Regions from separate parts of the Homo sapiens genome. Here region 1 is linked to region 2. Evidence: chromatin loops called from intact Hi-C (ENCODE). Cell type or tissue: testis. All regions are shown on one strand. Each heading gives the region's core, and the rest is flanking DNA. Links, peaks and the distances in the headings are about the cores only.

Region 1 (2,719 bases), core at 220-2,719, 96 kb after region 2:
CAGTTTCCCAGCTATAAATGGAGAAGAGAGTATCCAAGTAAAGATTGAATGAGATGACTCATATAAAGTGCTTATCCTGGTGCCTGGTGTGTGCTAAGTGCCTGGCAGCTGTCAGTGATTATGACTGTTATAGCATGAAGCATGCTACCCTATATTGATTGTCTTCCTTGTCTGTCCAGGAGGTTGCTGATGTTCCATCCACCCCACACACACTGTTCTGACCCCAGCTGGGCCTCAGCAGCCCCAATGCCAGCCCCCACCCTTCCTTTCAGCTCTCTCCGGTCTCAGCCTCAATACCCTGACCATCTTCTCTTTCTGCAAGACCCCGGAGCTGCGGACTCCCTGCCACCTACTGGTGCTGAGCTTGGCTCTTGCGGACAGTGGGATCAGCCTGAATGCCCTCGTTGCAGCCACATCCAGCCTTCTCCGGTACCAGCCCCCTCCCCAGTCCACAGGCTCTGGGGTCCTGCCTGGGGCCTGACCCCTGGGCCCTGGGCAGCCAGGCCAAGGGCATTTTTACTACTTACAGAAAATTGGCCAAGGGCAGAGGGTGGGCAGGCTAAAATGGGCTGAATTCCAGATTGATTCTGAAGAACGACAGCTGATTTCTGGAAGACAGGGGTTGCTGAAACCTGATGAAAGAGATGGTAGGCTGTAGAGATCAATGGTGTGGGTTCTGTAACCAAGCAACCTAGGTTTGCATTCTGGCTTCAGCATTTCTAGTTCTGGGCTTCTTCCATAAATCGGATATTATTTCCTAACTCATATAGGTGGTTGGAAGTATTTACTTCTATTATGTGTAAATAACTTAAAATAATGCTTGATACCTAGGACTCTACGTAAGTGTTTGTGAACACAAATGGGGGCGTTATCACCACTACTGCACCCGTATGTATCTGGGCTCCTGGAGTGGAGGGACACCGATGCAGTGTGGAGAGGATAAGAGGCAGGGAGGGGCAGTCATAACTAGCTAGTGTCTAATACCTCCTTATACAAAAACCAGGGTCTTCCATCACAGCTTCAGAAGGTGTTTATAAAATTGTTTTCTGAAGCAGACTGGACATTCTCATTCTGGTTTTGGACACTACAGACGGAGGCTGGAGCCCCCCCGGATGTGCATGCTCAGTGCTGACCAGCCTGGGGGGTCTGCATCAGTGAGAACTCTTCCTCCCACAGAGAATTGAAGTTTCCACCTTTGCTTGCCCTTTTAGGCTGGGGAGGCCTGGGATCTCCCCTCTGACTTTGCCTTCATCTTCTGTGTGACCTTGGCTTCAGTATCTTTGCCTCTTTGAATGTCAGTTTCCCCACCTATCAAATACAGGCATGAGCTCTCCTGTGACAGAGGGATCTGATCACGCAGAGAGAGCCTATGGCCCAACCATGGTGCAGTCAAAGTCACCCAGCCTGGAGAGTGTGCATTGGGCTCCACCCCTTCAGCCCAGTTACTTGAGCTCCAACGCCTCATAGGAAAGACACCAATATTAAGGCCCTCTTCAGAGAAGAAGGGCAGCATTCAGGAACACACACTCCAAGCTGTACTTGGCAGGTGTGGGAGGTGGAAAGGATCGGAGGAGAGGTCACTGGTGCCCAGTGTCTCCCACAGGCGCTGGCCCTACGGCTCGGACGGCTGCCAGGCTCACGGCTTCCAGGGCTTTGTGACAGCGTTGGCCAGCATCTGCAGCAGTGCAGCCATCGCATGGGGGCGTTATCACCACTACTGCACCCGTATGTATCTGGGCTCCTGGAGTGGAGGGACACCGATGCAGTGTGGAGAGGATAAGAGGCAGGGAGGGGCAGTCATAACTAGCTACTGCTCCGTGTTTCCCAGTACAGGGAAGTGTGGGTAGGTGTGAGTGTGCATGCATAGGCACTCATTTCAGGAAAGGAGGGAGGGTGGGAGAGTGTGCAGGAGAGCTGTTGGGCCTCTCTTGCCATTACCGCAACCTTGGGCAAGTCAGGGATCCTCTCTGAACCTTAGTCTCCTCCTCTGCGAAATGATTTTCTTTTTCTTTTTGAGACGGAATCGCTCTATTGCCCAGGCTGGAGTGCAGTGGTGTGACCTCGGCTCACTGCAACCTCGGCCTTCTGGTTTCAAGTGATTCTTTTGCCTCAGCCTCCTGAGTAGCTGGGACTACAGGCATGTGCCACCACACCTGGCTAATTTTTGTATTTTTAGTAGAGATGGGGTTTCACCATATTGGCTAGGCTGGTCTTGAACTCCTGACCTCGTGATCTACCCACCTCAGCCTCCCAAAGTGCTGGGATTACAGGCGTGAGCCACCGTACCCGGCTGAGATGATTTTAATAACCAATCTCAGTTTTATTTTGAAAATGAAATGAGATCAGGGATACAGAAAATGCCCTTGCAGACAGGCACTACTCTGCAGACAGGCGCAGAGAGGCTGTGTGTATGTGTGTGTAGCTGGGCATGTGCCCTGGCACCCCACACTTCCATGAGGCTTCATGAAAACTGTCCAGCTCTAGATTTCACAAGCTGCACTGTCAAATACCATCTTCATAATTGGCCATATCAGTGTACAAACTGCTCCATTTTTCCTTAATTTTTTTTTTCTTAAAAGTGACTCATTTTTTAAAATGTAAACACCTGCTACAAGCTCATTCTAAACAACATCTGGGAAATCACAGGTTTAATGTTCTTATAATTTTAATACAATTAAAATAAAAACCTGTTCACCAGAGACCATCTAGAACCCTGTTT
Region 2 (3,036 bases), core at 245-2,744:
CCCTGCCTCTCAGCTTCTTGTTACTGCTGGCAGTCCTTGACATTCCTTGGCTTGTAGATGGATCATTCCAGTCTCTGTCTCCATCTTCACATGGTGCTCTTCCTGTGTACCAGGGATTAGGATTTCATTATATTTTGTTGGGGGGCAGAGGAGGGTCACAGCTCAAACCACACCAATGGCTTTGTCAGATTTCCTGTTTTACTTCTGTTGCAGTTTTGTCTGTTCTCTCTTTAGTAAACTATCCAAAAAAACCTCTTGATTTTATTGCAACTTAGTGTAATACTTAGGTATTCATTCCATTATCAGAATATTTTGTCTATTTTTGTGAGCCAGTGTCAGGGTGCAATAAATAATGTGCTCTTACTGCTCAGTTAATTTTTTTGGTAGTGTATTTTGCAGACTTTAAAACTGAAGAAATGTATTAATCAAGTATTATTTATTGGAAAATGTATATAATTGACATGGAATTTTTAATAGAAAAGCCTATTTTATACTTCTAGAAATTAGAAACTCTTCAGTATAAAGAGTCTAGTTTCAGAGATATGCAACTTTAGTTGGTATTAATTGTTATTATGTTTTTTTCTTTTTTCTTGGAGTCGACCAAAGTGGGTTATTTTATTTAAACAATTTTCTTGAGTTTCATTGTGTCTGTCACATTTTTTTAAAGTAATTTGATTTTATCTAAAAATAAAACTTAATGTAATGGTTTAGGGGGAAGAAAAAGTTGCTGTACTGTAAAGCTTACAGATTTGTAGAAGTTTTCTTTAGAGGGGTGAAGTGGGTCTTTTATATTAAAAAATGCTAGACTTGTGTCTAACAGGTTTTTATAAAGGTGTTTCTTTGGTCTTGTTTTGATTATTTCATTGTCTGCCACCTAGTTTTCTTTGCAAGTTGATATATGCAGAGTGTCAGAGAATAAAATAATGATTTTTTTAAACTGCTCTTTAACATTTAAAAGATGAGTCTGCCAAAAGGAAGACCTTAACTATTTTCTAGTCTAGTACTTCATTAGTTGGCAGTTAAACATCTTATTTTTAATTTCCATTTTATATCACTAAGACAAATAGTATTTTTCTTCTTTTCTATATTAAGAATTCAACATCACTATTAGAATTGCATCATATATAATGGGCATAATTTTCTTTTCTAGGATGCTGAGTATCTACATGGATACATTAAATATATTTATGCGAGTTGCAACTATGCTGGCAACTGGAGGCAACAGAAAGAAATGAAGTGACTCAGCTTCTGGCTTCTCTGCTACATCAAATATCTTGTTTAATGGGGCAGATATGCATTAAATAGTTTGTACAAGCAGCTTTCGTTGAAGTTTAGAAGATAAGAAACATGTCATCATATTTAAATGTTCCGGTAATGTGATGCCTCAGGTCTGCCTTTTTTTCTGGAGAATAAATGCAGTAATCCTCTCCCAAATAAGCACACACATTTTCAATTCTCATGTTTGAGTGATTTTAAAATGTTTTGGTGAATGTGAAAACTAAAGTTTGTGTCATGAGAATGTAAGTCTTTTTTCTACTTTAAAATTTAGTAGGTTCACTGAGTAACTAAAATTTAGCAAACCTGTGTTTGCATATTTTTTTGGAGTGCAGAATATTGTAATTAATGTCATAAGTGATTTGGAGCTTTGGTAAAGGGACCAGAGAGAAGGAGTCACCTGCAGTCTTTTGTTTTTTTAAATACTTAGAACTTAGCACTTGTGTTATTGATTAGTGAGGAGCCAGTAAGAAACATCTGGGTATTTGGAAACAAGTGGTCATTGTTACATTCATCTGCTGAACTTAACAAAACTGTTCATCCTGAAACAGGCACAGGTGATGCATTCTCCTGCTGTTGCTTCTCAGTGCTCTCTTTCCAATATAGATGTGGTCATGTTTGACTTGTACAGAATGTTAATCATACAGAGAATCCTTGATGGAATTATATATGTGTGTTTTACTTTTGAATGTTACAAAAGGAAATAACTTTAAAACTATTCTCAAGAGAAAATATTCAAAGCATGAAATATGTTGCTTTTTCCAGAATACAAACAGTATACTCATGATTGCTAAGTGTTTTTTTATTTTTGCATATTTATTGAACTGTCTAATTGAATACAGCTTGCTCTTGTCACCTCTTCAAGCTTTCAAGCCTTTATAGAAAAGCTTCTTTGTGGCTTACACTGGAAATTATGAAAGCAGTTTTTCTCCTAAGACTTTTGGTTTCTCGCATTGCCTCTCAGACTAAGCACTAAAAAGCAAAGCAAAACAGAACTAGTTCTGTCTTAATGAAATATATCAACCCAAAAGTGTAATGAGGAAAATGCTTCATTAGTTTCCCCTAGCAGACTTTTACTTCTCTTACACTGCTACACCATTACTTTCTTGAGACATTTGTAAGTTCTTTGATACAGAAGAGTTATATTTAGAAGTCTTTAATGAAGGGAAAGAAGTCTGTATGATGACTGAGGTGATTGCTCTTTTTGACAAATGTTTATTACAGTAATGCAGAAATACTGTTAATCATCTCAAAGTACATAGGAGGCTTATTTCTGAAACAAAGGTTTCAGCCAGATGTTGATTAGTCTAATTTTTCCAAGTGAATCATATGCATGCCATTTGAATAGGGATTTCTTCAAGAAAGCAACTTAGTTTCTTGCCAGTATAGTATAGTGCAGTGTGATAAGTACATGATACTTGTAGCTAGACTACCTCTATTTGAATCTCAACTCTTATTTCTTATGTGACCTTGGGCAAATTACTTAACCTCTGTGTGCCCAGTTTCCTCTCCTGTAAAATGAATATATTGGAACCTGTCTTATAGGTTTATGGTTAAACGTGCAGGCACTTAGTAAGCATTACATAAGTCTTAGCTATTGATGCTTTTTTTTATTAGTAAAAATGTAAATGCCAATTTTCTATTTTTCTTCTCCCCATCCTGATACCCATATCAGTGTGATCTTAAAGTGCCTGTTTTCCTTAGTCACCTTTTAGAACCCAAAGTTTATGTCTTTTTTAAATTAATATCACACACAAAATG

Evidence for each region. Peaks named below come from ENCODE experiments on the same cell type or tissue, not always from the same donor. Only the 100,000 strongest peaks of a DNase experiment are listed, where the experiment ranks them.
Region 1: a loop joins it to region 2, with 7 times the contacts of the local background. A loop is called at or near these places in 12 of 110 quality-filtered maps.

What each region holds. Positions count from the first base shown.
Region 1 is chr10:84,247,319-84,250,037 of GRCh38, forward strand. RGR (retinal G protein coupled receptor) reads left to right here. Exons shown (of 7, transcript NM_001012720.2): 2 at 273-429; 3 at 1,604-1,725. Among named protein-coding and RNA genes, the nearest start is that of RGR, 3.6 kb to the left of the region's middle. In testis, for the core only: no CTCF peak of the experiment used is centred there; a DNase peak (open chromatin) is centred at 1,643.
Region 2 is chr10:84,151,114-84,154,149 of GRCh38, forward strand. GHITM (growth hormone inducible transmembrane protein) reads left to right here. Exons shown (of 9, transcript NM_014394.3): 9 at 1,151-2,455. The coding sequence ends at 1,235. Among named protein-coding and RNA genes, the nearest start is that of GHITM, 13 kb to the left of the region's middle. In testis, for the core only: no CTCF peak of the experiment used is centred there; no DNase peak of the experiment used is centred there.